Regions from separate parts of the Homo sapiens genome. Here region 2 is linked to region 1. Evidence: chromatin contacts called from ENCODE Hi-C data. All regions are on one chromosome and are shown on one strand. The core of a region is the stretch at or near the end of the contact, and the rest is flanking DNA. Distances in the headings are between cores, read along the strand shown. Region 1 overlaps LOC101929710 (a long non-coding RNA gene). Region 2 has its middle 14 kb from the start of CAST.

Region 1 (5,855 bases), core at 1,237-3,736:
TTCCTCTGTGCTCTCAAACATTGCCATTTTCGTATTAAACTCTCAGTGCATAACTGCTGTCTCTGCTCCTGAAGTATGTCTTTCTATGAGAATTATAGACTTTAGTATTGAAAAGTGACCTTGAATATTATACAGCTCCTTGCTTCTCAAAGTCTTGTCCACATACCAGCATTATAGGCATCACTTGGAAGCTTGTTAGAAATGCAGACCCTCAGCCCCCACCCCAGAACTACTGAATCAGAATCTGCATTGTTAATGAGTCCGTAGTGATTCATACGCAATTAAAGTTTGAGACGCACTGATCTACTTAACATGCCTGGTATACATGACACTCCTCTGTGATATTTTTTAACAAGTTGTTAGGCAATTCCTGGTCTCCCAAAGCAACCCATTCTTTGGTTTGGATTGGCTGAAATGGTTACAAAGTCCTTCCTTATAATGATATTATAAAACCTTTCCTCATTACTACCTCCAGTCAAGCATGCTAATTTTGCCCTCTAGTACCACACTGACAAGTCTCAATCTCTTTTATACATGATAGCAATTCATACTTCGAAGGCAGATTGTTATATCTTGCCTAACTTTTTTCTGCTCTAGGTTAAACATCCCCAACCTTTTTAACACTTTGGCATTCTGCTTGCTCTTGTCCGGATAGGGTCTTTCAATAGAATTTTTTAAATGTGGCACCCAGAATAGAATATAGTATAGTTGGCCAACTAAAAAAAGATAATTTATTTTTCCAACTTTTTATTTTGAAATAACTTTATAGTTACAGAAAATTAAGAAAAAACAGTACACAAAACTTGTGTATACCGTTCATGCAGCTTTCCCTGGGGTTTACATCTGGTGTAACCATATTACTATTAGCTAAACCAAAACATTAACATTGATACAATATTCTTAACTCATTTATAGACCTTTATATTTTTCCAACTGTTCTATTAGTATATCTTCTTTTATGGTCCAGTATTCAATTAAGACTCCCTATTGCATTTGGTTATTATGTCTCCTCCAAACTGGGATATTTTATCTTTGTCTCTCACAACCTTAAAACTTTTGAGGAGTACTATTCAGTTATTTTATATTATGGTCCTTAATTTTGGTTTGTCTGGTGTTTTCTAATGATTAGGCTGGGATTAAACATTTGTAGGAATAAGTGATGTTATGTCATTTTCATTGACTTGTATCAGGAGGTACATGGTGTCCATATGTCTAATTACTAGTGATGTTATCTCTGATCACTTGGTTAAGATGGTATCATATCAACCAGATTTCTCCACTGTAAAGTTACTATTTGAAAAATAATATTTCGGTGTAAAAATTATTGACAAACTCATGATGCAGAGAGCCATAATGTAGTAATACTCTCCAAATTTATATTTTTGGAGAAAATGAAAATAATTTTACTTTCATAGACATTTATGTTTGTGATATTCATAACTTCTCATTCCACATGTCAGGAGATTTTTCTGTGAGATTAAGTGAAATAATCCATTTAAGATACTTAGCAGAAGGGTGAGGACAGAGAAATCGCTTAGTTTGCTACTATTATTAATGCTATTAACCTATCACTTTCCACTTAATATACTGATATATTTCCATGTCAATAACTGTTCACTGGCATAATTTATAATGGTTGCATAGCTTTCCATTAAATGTGTTAAGTATACTTCAACTTATCAAGTAACGGAAGACACTTAGAGTGTATCTATTTGTTTGGCTACTATACTTTCAGGTAAAGTTGGTTGATTAAATATATGTGTCTCCTTTCATGCCCCACTAAAACCCCTCAAAAACTACAAAGAAGGGATTTTTTTAAGGACATAAACTTATGAAATGGGGAGAACAGGAGTAGAAGCAATCACAAAAAATTATGAAAGCAAAAAAGCAACTAATTTAGCAGACCCAAGAAAATGAAATGTTAATCCAGCAGCAGGGAAAGCCAAGAACTAACCCTTTCTATGCCTCAGAATTCCCCATGACTGAGGAATTGGCAGGCACCAAATAACTTGACATTAGGATGCAAATAGGTTGGAAAATAAAAAAAGATTGCTTTAAAGTCTGTTTCAAAAGCAATCTTCCCCAGCTTCCCTCATCACTCTTTATTGCAGAAAACTATCCCTTTGTCACCCAGCAAAGAGACTGAGGGTGTTTTCCCCAGAGACATCAGGCACAGTTAAAGGTGGAGGCTTCACACCCCCGAACCAACTGTAAGAAATTGGTCACCTCGGGGTTGCTTTCTAGCAGGTGCCACTGAGGGATAAATAATAATGGACTGATCCTAACTTCCCCTTTGTTTCTCACCTCCCTCCAGTGAACACAGGGATTAATCTGCTTGTTGTTTAAAATAATATAATCCTTGAAGCTGTTGTAAACAAGTAGAGGAAAGAAGACCTTCAACAATTGTCCCTAATTATGGTTAGAAGAGGGACCAATCCTGATCCCAGTTATGACAGGCAAAAAAATTGTACAATCAGTAAAACTGAAAGAGAAAACAAAGGTACTAAAGCAGAAGTGGCCCACGGCACATTACTTTAAAAGTTCTAAGTAAGCTTCTGATACTGAAACTCAGGAAATAGCTAACAAAAATCTGGTTTTCTGGCTTCTCTTTATAAACTAGAAAATGTTAGTCTGGAAACAGTGACCCCTACAGTTCTCAGACACTGAGACAAAGTATGAATTTCTGCAATTATGTTTATCCCACCTTTTTTTTTTTTTTTCTTATAATGGAGTTCAGAAATCCTTAACTCTATAAGGGGAAAATAGCAGAGAGAATTGAGGGTTTGGAGCTTCTCTCTTATGCCTGCCTTATTCCACTCAGTTATGGTATCTGCATGTCTCCTGTGAGCATCCGTGTCTCTAGCTCTTTCCTTGGACCCTGCTGTAGACTTGTACCTCTACTGTTCAGACCTACCCACGCTGCAGCTGTAGCTGTTTACTCACAGCAAGAGAGAGAGGCTAAGACCAGCAAGCCCAGTGGGTGCCCCAACTCAAGCAAACATGTATTGGCCAGGTCTGAGTTGTTACATGCCAAGGAGAGGAGCAGGTAGCAAAAGTTTTTTCTAAGCCCATGGACTTGGGAAAGTGATGGACTTGTGGGTGGGGGAGGTGGGTAGGATAAATGGCAGCAGGGTGAGGGGGTCCGTTTAAGGCTACTCAAGTTCTTCTGACTCTCCAGTCAGAATTACTCAATCATTTAGGGTAGGGCCATACATACACATGGGGGAAATGTCAGGGTTTGGCGTTAAGAAAGCTAGGAAAGAAATAGGTATGGGAAAGTATTTCATGGGTGCAATGGTTGATGATCCAGCATCTACTTTCCTAGTGCTCTACAGCTGGAAAAGGCAGAGGCAATGGCTTTAATTTTATTTGCAAAGCTAGTTAAGAGTCGATGGAAGAACTGACACTATTTGATAAACTGTGCCCAAACTCTAGATGAACACTATTTCAAAGAGCATTAAGCACAGATATAAGAGCAGACTCAAAACAGACCACCTGGATTTGATTCTCAGCTCTGCCACTTATTAGCTGGGAACATCCAGACACATTTTGAACATGTCTTTGCTTTGGTTTCCTCATTTACGGAATGAGGGTATAATAGTAATTTACCTGTTGAAGTTATTATACATAACATACTTACAACATTGTCTGGTACAAGTAAATGATAGTTATTTTTATTGAGAAAATAGCACCCTAGTTACATAATAGTTTCTTACACAAGTTTGTCAAATTCTGGAGTAGGGAGGCATCTTGGACAGAGAGATGATTTCAAAGTGTAAAACTGACTAGCTCTGGCACTCAATTCTCACCTCTCTTTCTCCCTTTTTTCCTACTCACTAATTTTTAGTGTGTTCCCCTTCCTCTTTTTTTTCTTTCTCTCATAATTCTATACATTCCCAATTGACTTTTCCCATAAGCCCGTTGAGAGAGCCAGAGCAAGTTTTATTAACTCCAATTCACTAAAATGCAGGCAAGTGAAGTAGTTTATCCACGGCTCACAGGGTGAACTTCACACATCTGCCTTGAGAACCTGATCCTTCCTCTTGGAGCAATTTGCTTCTGATTTCTTGGTGGAGAATCAGTAGCGATGGGTTTAAGGGCTCTGGGAAGACTAGAAAGTTGCCCTCTCTAAACACATTTATTGAAAGTGGCACCTTAGAAAAAAAGGGACTATGTAAACTCAATATTATTAAGTATGATGGAAAAGTATAAAGTATGTAGAAAGCAGGCATTAGTACGTTTGACATTCAACATCAGTAGAGGTCAGATCATGAGGCACACAGAGAAAATAGTCAAAAGGGGCACTTTTTTATAATGTGATTGCTACTCCACCTTGCCCACCTCCTGGTATTAGAAACAGCCTTTCTGTGATTATGCGTATGGGTGATTGAGTAGTAACACAATGACTTCATTTCCATTTCCCAGCTTCCTGTGGGAAGGTTTGGATCCAGCCTGCAAGAGCCATGATTGTAGGAGTATAATGATAACTGATGTTTATACAGTACTTTACAATTTTCACAAGGATTTCCATCTATTGGCTTCTCACTACACCATTATTACCATTCCCACTTCACAGGCAAGTAAACTGAGTCACAGGTAAGCAAGGCTAACAGAGTTTGCATAGATAATCTCACAGAGCTAACACCAGAACTCAGGTCTGTAGTGCTTCTTCTACCTTCCACTTATGTGGAATAGTTTGATGTTTAATATTTTAAGCAGGTAAGTATTTGAGTCCTCTCTACCCCTTACCAGCACTGTTACCTGGAATAGCTCCTGAATCTTCAGCTTCCTCATGAAACAGAGGAAATAATACTATTTATGAGATTTGAATGGACTAAATTATGTAAAGCACTGAGAACATTGCTTAGCCCATAGTAAGTACTCAATAAAATCTAGCTGTCATTATGATTGGTCTGTCTTCTGCCATTTTCTTTGCTTTGCATTGAAGAGAACTGTCCATGATTTTAGATTACACTCAGAAGCCCTATGTTTCTAGGTTTATGTTATCCTAAAATGTTATTACCATTTGTTGCTTTGGTAAGACTAGGAACTTGGAAACTACGTGAGTTAAATGGACAGTATCCCTGGCATTAATGCCCAACGTATTGTAGGACAATCATTTTCAGATGGTTTACTATGCATAATACTTACGTGGATTAAGTATCAAGGTAGTTTAAAGTGCAGCTTCCTAAGCATCGCTCCTCCCATTCTGATTCTGGAATGGCCTGAGGCCCAGGAATCTACAAACTTCTACAGGTACCCTTGGAGGTCGTAAGGAGCGCTGTGAAAAGCCTTAACTGGCATTGGCATTTACCCTACCACTGCTGCTGCTGTTGCTGCTGCTTCACTTTCTTTTTCTCCTCTTCTTCCTCCTGATCTACCTCCTGCTTCTTTTTCTCCACTTCCTCTTCTTCCTTCTTTATTATTGTCATCACCGTCATTCTCTTCATTCTCTTTGTCTTCCCCTCCATTTCTTCTCATTCTTTTCTTTTTTCTCCTTCTTCTTTTTGTAACCATTTCTAATAGACTACTGGAGGTTATTTTCCACTGTTAGGGTAGCTCTATTATTATCTCTTCAGAGAAAATGCCACTGAACTTGGGGGAAAAAAACAGAGTAATGACTCAATGAAAATATGTTTATACATAACTTCCCAGGAGCCAATTAGGAAGATAATCATTAGGTTCAGGTGATCCTTTGCTCATGCATACATCTGTAAGGCTCTGGCCCTCTCACCAAGAGTAAAATAGCCCATTCTTGTTTCCAGAGCTTATTAATGCTGGATTCAAATATAATGCCCTGAAAGTACATTTTAAAACCTTTCCTATGAAGATGCATAACTAGACGCAGGATCATT
Region 2 (5,855 bases), core at 1,802-4,301, 210 kb after region 1:
TTAAACAATTACCTTTTTTATTTTAAAATATTAATTAGTGGGAAAACGCTGTGAAAGTATAACAAACTTTACTAATACCAAGGGAAAATAAAAGAGAGTATTTCTTATAATCTTGGAGTGGAAAGACCTCTCTAAAGGTCTAGACACAAAACATAGAAACTTGAAAGGAAAAGATTAATAAATTTGACTAAATTAAAATTTTAAAAATATGTATAATATTTTAAAATAATAATTTAAAAATCTATAAAGACAAAAATAACTGTAAGCCAATAATAAAACCAACAATTCAATAGAAACATGGCAAAGGTCACAAATATAGAATTCACAGAAAAAGAAATATACTTTATAAACATGTGAAAAGATGCTCTAACCTGATTCAAAATAAGACAAATATATATTAAAACCACAAGGAGGTAATGTTTTTGTCGCATTACATTACAAAGATAAAAAAATTGATAAAACACACCACCGTCAATATTGCAGAGAAGGAGGTACTATCCCACATCGTTGAACTGGTGCAAAAATTTTGGTTGGTAATTTGGCAAATATCTGTCCAAAATGTTGTAATTATGCATCTTTTGACTAGATATTCCACTTTTATAAATTTCTCTAACAAATATACTTGCATATGCACAGGCACAAAGATACCTGCAAAACTGTTCATTACAGCATCGTTTAATAACAGGGAAAAACTGAAACCAGCTAAGTGGCTACCACCAGGCAACAGTTAAATGTAGTATGAAGCAATTACATAAGATGTTATGCAGTCATTTAAAAGGTAGATTTCTGTAAGGGGATGTGGACTGTCTTGCAAGATGTATTGTTAAATGAAAAAGGCAATGTGAAAAATGGTGTAGATAGTATTCTAGTATGTCTGTAAAAACAGAAATATTCTTTATATAAATTTTCTTCATAACCACATATAAATTGCTCTATTGGCTGTTCCTGGAATTAAAATATTAAAAAATTATAAATAGTGGTTGCCTCTGGGGAGGTGTTGTGGGGCTGCACATGTAAACAGGGAATATTTGCCTCTCATCATCGATTGATTTTTATTATTCAACTTATTTGTTTTAAACACAGCATTTCTTTGTCTATTATAATTTTAGATATCCAATAAAAAATAAATATTATAAATCAAGTGCATGTATAATGTGTAGGTTAAAGCTTATCACTTAGAATCTCTAGAATTTCCAGTTCTTTTGCTGAAGTAACTTGTACTTCTAGAAATCACTTAGCCAAACGATAGGAGGTGAAGGTGAAACTGTTACTGATGCCCAACCTCTCTGTTGCGGACTACCAAATGAAAAGTTGTAATGAATATACCATCTCCCATTTCACCATCTTCTTGAATCATTTTGAGGCTTGGATTATTTTTGTTTCTATAAGTGGCTTGACTTTTCTGCTGGGAACTGCTGGCATGTTTGTGATGGAGTTAGGGGCACTGGCTTGTTGGGTGATTTGTTGCTGCTTAGTGACATACACGGATCGGAGGAAACAAAAACCCCAACTCTCCCACAGCTCCATTTTCCACACCTGCAGTCTCAACCGGAGTCCTTAGGTTTCGGTATATCGTTTTTGTTAATTACATCCAATCCAGACTTCAAAGGCATTGGTTGTACAAGATCATACACTGAGGATGACTTGTTATTCAAATTAACACCTAGTACAGTTCTGTGGTAAAAATAGCCTTGTTGCAAGGAAGTTTCCTTGCTTTGTAAAACCGTTTTAGATTTAATAGGATTTTTACCTATATGAACCTTCGATTATACCACCTTGTGCTGTTCTAGCCAGTATCACTTTTTATGATTAGATCAGTTTCCTTTTTCTAAGTGTTATGAGTTGAAATGTGTCCCCCCAAAATGAATATGTTGAAGTCCTAACCCCATACGACCTTATTTGGAGATAGGGTTTTTATAGAGGTAATCAAGTTAAAATGAGGTCATTAAGGTGGGACGTAATCCAATATGACAGATTTCCTTGTTAAAAATACATAATAAATAAATAAATAAACTAAACTGAGGCACACACCGGGAGAACACCGTGTGAGAGTGGAATTACACTGCTACAAGCCTGCAGGGAGCTAGGACAGATCCTTCCCGAGCTCCTTCAGAAAGAGCATGGCCCTGCGTGCACCTTGATTTTGGATTCGTAACCTCCAGAGCTGTGAGATAATAAATTTATGTTGTTCTAAGCCACCTAGTTTGAAGCTGTTTGTTATATCAGCCTAAGGACTCTGGATGGGAAATAATTGGACAAAAGTGAAAAAGACTCCAGTTCAAAATGAGCTGTGACTTTCTCCAATTCTTTCCTATACTAGGAAATGCCCCTTGTGAATTTGAATTCTGCTTTTGGTAATTTAGTCTGGAAAGAGTAACTGCTTTTTCAACTTAGGTTGTGTTTCCCCAGTATTTGTAGGAAGAAACACTACAATATCACTTCTCTCTGTGTGAACTCATCTATCCTTTAGGTTATATTTTCCACTAGGCTTTGGATGTTTTTACTCAAGTTGTTTCTTCTGCCTAGAATGACTTACCACCCTCTTTTTGCTAAACTGTGTGCCTTCCCCTCTTTCAAAACCCACTTTCAGAACTTGTCTGCAGATTCACTTCCTTATTGGTCTTTCTAGATTAAGTCTTTCAGGATAGAGTCACTCAGCAAGACTGTGAATGCTTTATATTGCCAAGTTTACACTCCTCTCCTCATAAACTATTTATTTCTCTCTGTATATTTAATATTTAGGTATATTTAAGTTTATATATTTAAGTTTCAGCACTTGAATTAATATATCTGTATATTTAAGTTTCAGCACTTGAATTAATATATCTGTATATTTAAGTTTCAGCACTTGAATTAATATATCTGTATATTTAAGTTTCAGCACTTGAATTAATATATCTGTGTATTATTTTTCTTTAAGTGGCAACATCTTTGAAGGAAAAGTTTTTTCAGTCAGCAAGTAATAACAAACGTAATAGTTACAATTGCTACATTTATGAGTACTTAGTACCTCTGCATTGTGAAACTGGGAGAAGTTTTATTTATATATATGCGTGTGTGTGTGTGTGTGTGTGTGTGTGGTGTAATAAGACACTCGTTCACAGTCACACAGCTAGGTAGTGGCAGAGCCAGGAATTCATTCCAGGCTGAATTGATTCTGAAGCCCTAGCTCTGAGACGCCTACTCAGTAAAGATGGTCCATTCACCTGACTCCAGCTAATAGGTCAAGGACTTCATCTTGCTCACAGATCTACCCCCAGGGCCTGGAATACTGTCTGGCACATGGTGGATACAGGATTCATGTTTTTGTTGCATAAACAGTCTGTAGCTCTGTCGATGTATGGCTATATTAATAGGAATAGAGGTACTCATAGGGCAAGACATGTCTTTTTAAAAATGTTAGCTCAAACCATATAAAATTGCCTATATTCAAAGTTTTTAACCTACAGAGATGGCAGTTTCATGCTGTTCAATCTTATACAATTGCCAAAAGAATTTAAAATTAATAAAAGATTCAGTCTTTTGCTGTTAGATTTGTTTTTAAAAAGTTTTTTCATGTCAGTGAGCCTCAGACTCCCATTGCAGCCCTTGGTTTCTGACAAGGACAATAAATTACTGTGTTTCTGTCATTATACAGTCTCAACACAAACATGTGTTCCTGGCATCTGTCTGACATTGCAGATGTTTTCTTTTAATAAGCAGGGTTAAAGTTCTTCTCTCATGAAAGAATTTTGCTATTCACATAAGTCGAATAATGAGACAGCCCTGGGAATGTAACCTCTCCCAGGATCCATTGTTTGTCATCTTCTCGTAAATATTTGAAGTCAACGGGCCTGATTTCTAACTCTCTTTCATTGATCTGCTCTCTGGCCCTCTGCCACCTTGGATCAAGCCACCTTTGCCACCTTGGTTTCCCCATTGATCAATCATTCTGGGGCTAGTGGATAAGTCTGTTGAAAGAGTCATAGAACTGGATTCTAGTTTTCCACCAGAACTAGTGATGTAACTTTGACCCAATTGAGCAGTCTCTGAACTGTTTCCTAAATAATAAAATGAAAATTATGTTCATCCTGCATCATCACAGGTTTATTGTCGGCATTCAAACTGTAAAATACCATTCAAATGTAACATGTTCCTGTTAGAGTTGCATTTAAACTTCAAGTCACAGAGGCAGTAAAGATTAGTCAATCCTTGGTGTATATAATGAGTTAGGTAATACTGTAATGACGGTAACACAATAGCTAACAGTCATAAAATTTTCTCTCTGACAGACACTATTCTAAAAGTTTTACTTGGATATTCTCACATAATCCTTATAGCAACCTCATAAGTTAGATATTATTCTATCTCTATTTTACAGTTGAAGAATCTGAGTCAGAGAGATTGAATAAATTACACAGTGAGGAAGTGGCAGAACCAGCCCTTTGCAGCCAAGCTTTCAGCCTGTGGTAGACACATACAATGCTCATCAAATACCCATGTGTTTCCTTTAATTTCCTGGACTCCCTTGTAATTAAACTGGGGCCTTGGAACTAGTTCTAGCCAATGGACTAGAAGTACGAGGGATGAGGGTCACTTCCAGTTTGAAGCATAGAAGAATAATTAGGACTCTTCACGCATTTTCCTTTTCCCTGTTAGAGGCCTCAGGTTGAAATGATGATGTCAACAATGAAAGCGTGGGTCACTTGGAAGCAAGCTGCTTTGGGGAGCTGCTGGGCCTGCAACAGACCTTGCATGAAAAAGGAATGTGCTTTCATGTGACCAACCACTTAGGTTTCAGGTTTGTTGGTTATTGAAGTATAGCCTGTCTTATCCTGATGACTATCCTACTTGTTGAAGTAAATATATTCATTTCTGAATCTAGAAATTATACATTGTAACTTGGAATTTGAAATCCAATATTAACAATCAGACAATTGTCCTCTAATGTGCTTCCTCCTAAAAATCTTCCTTTCAGAATTATTTTATGTAATTTGCAGCTCTCCCCTTCACTTTCTCTACCCGGCAGCCTAAGATGTACTTTCCATATATGTAATTTGTCTCCCTACCTCTTACCCACTTAATTGTGTGTGTGTGTGTGTGTGTGTGTGTGTGTGTGTGTGTAGCGTGTGGGCATTCGTGGGAGCATAGGTGGGAGAAAGGAAGAAAAGATTACTCAAAACAGTCTTTACTGCTTTCCAGATGTATAGAGATAGAGAAGGTTTAGCAAAGAATTTTTTCAACAGACTAGTGCAAAATAGATATTTAGAATTGTGTTTGGAAATTTGCTTTCCAATCTTGACACTGAAGCATTCATTGGCTGATGTATTATGATTCTTCTTTCTGCTGTGCTCTCTCAGAATTGAAGTTGGATAATAGTGTGGGTAGATATTTTCTTTCCAAGAACATTCTGGAGAAAAAAAATTGAACTAATAAAACAACAGACCCAAACAGTACTAGAAATAAATGCGGTTTTAGGGAAATGATGCTGCCGATGCCAGCCTCCCCGTCTCAATTATCTCAATCAGACAAAAATCTACTGTGCCCTGGGCTCCTCAGCAACAAAGCACTGTCTAGTTAGAAAGCAGAACAGCAACTTGTAGTGGGACAAGAACTTCGGTTTCTCCACCACACTGCAGAGGATGAACCTTCAGCCTCTGAGACATTCTAACGTGGGACAGAGCACCAGTGATGTGCCTAGGGAAGTATGTGTATGTGTGTGTACTAATATCAGTCAATGCTGGTTTTTTAAGACATCATTACTTGGTTGTATCTTCTCTGCTTTCTCTGCTGTCTTTTCAGAAATCCTACTGGATAGATGTTGTATGTCTTGAGTTGATATCTAATTTTCTTATCCTGTCTCTACTGTCCTTTCC

The links. Hi-C counts contacts between places; a loop is a spot of excess contacts on that map. Pooled maps may share reads with other maps.
Region 2: a loop to region 1 is called in a map with no recorded cell type, with 3 times the contacts of the local background. The contact joins two enhancer-like sites. A Hi-C loop is called at or near these places in 3 of 37 single-sample maps with no recorded cell type and 2 of 50 pooled maps.

The regions. Positions count from the first base shown.
Region 1 is chr5:96,437,470-96,443,324 of GRCh38, forward strand. The region is part of intron 4 of LOC101929710 (a long non-coding RNA gene); the gene reads left to right. It also overlaps a transcript of CAST not described here and the pseudogene LOC102724070. Among named protein-coding and RNA genes, the nearest start is that of PCSK1, 7.1 kb to the left of the region's middle. Within about 2 kb of position 2,487, at least 3 of the 41 ENCODE cell types and tissues checked have a DNase peak (open chromatin) inside an H3K27ac peak, as active enhancers do.
Region 2 is chr5:96,645,665-96,651,519 of GRCh38, forward strand. It overlaps a transcript of CAST not described here. Among named protein-coding and RNA genes, the nearest start is that of CAST, 14 kb to the right of the region's middle. RefSeq lists an enhancer at 2,429-2,498. Within about 2 kb of position 3,052, at least 3 of the 41 ENCODE cell types and tissues checked have a DNase peak (open chromatin) inside an H3K27ac peak, as active enhancers do.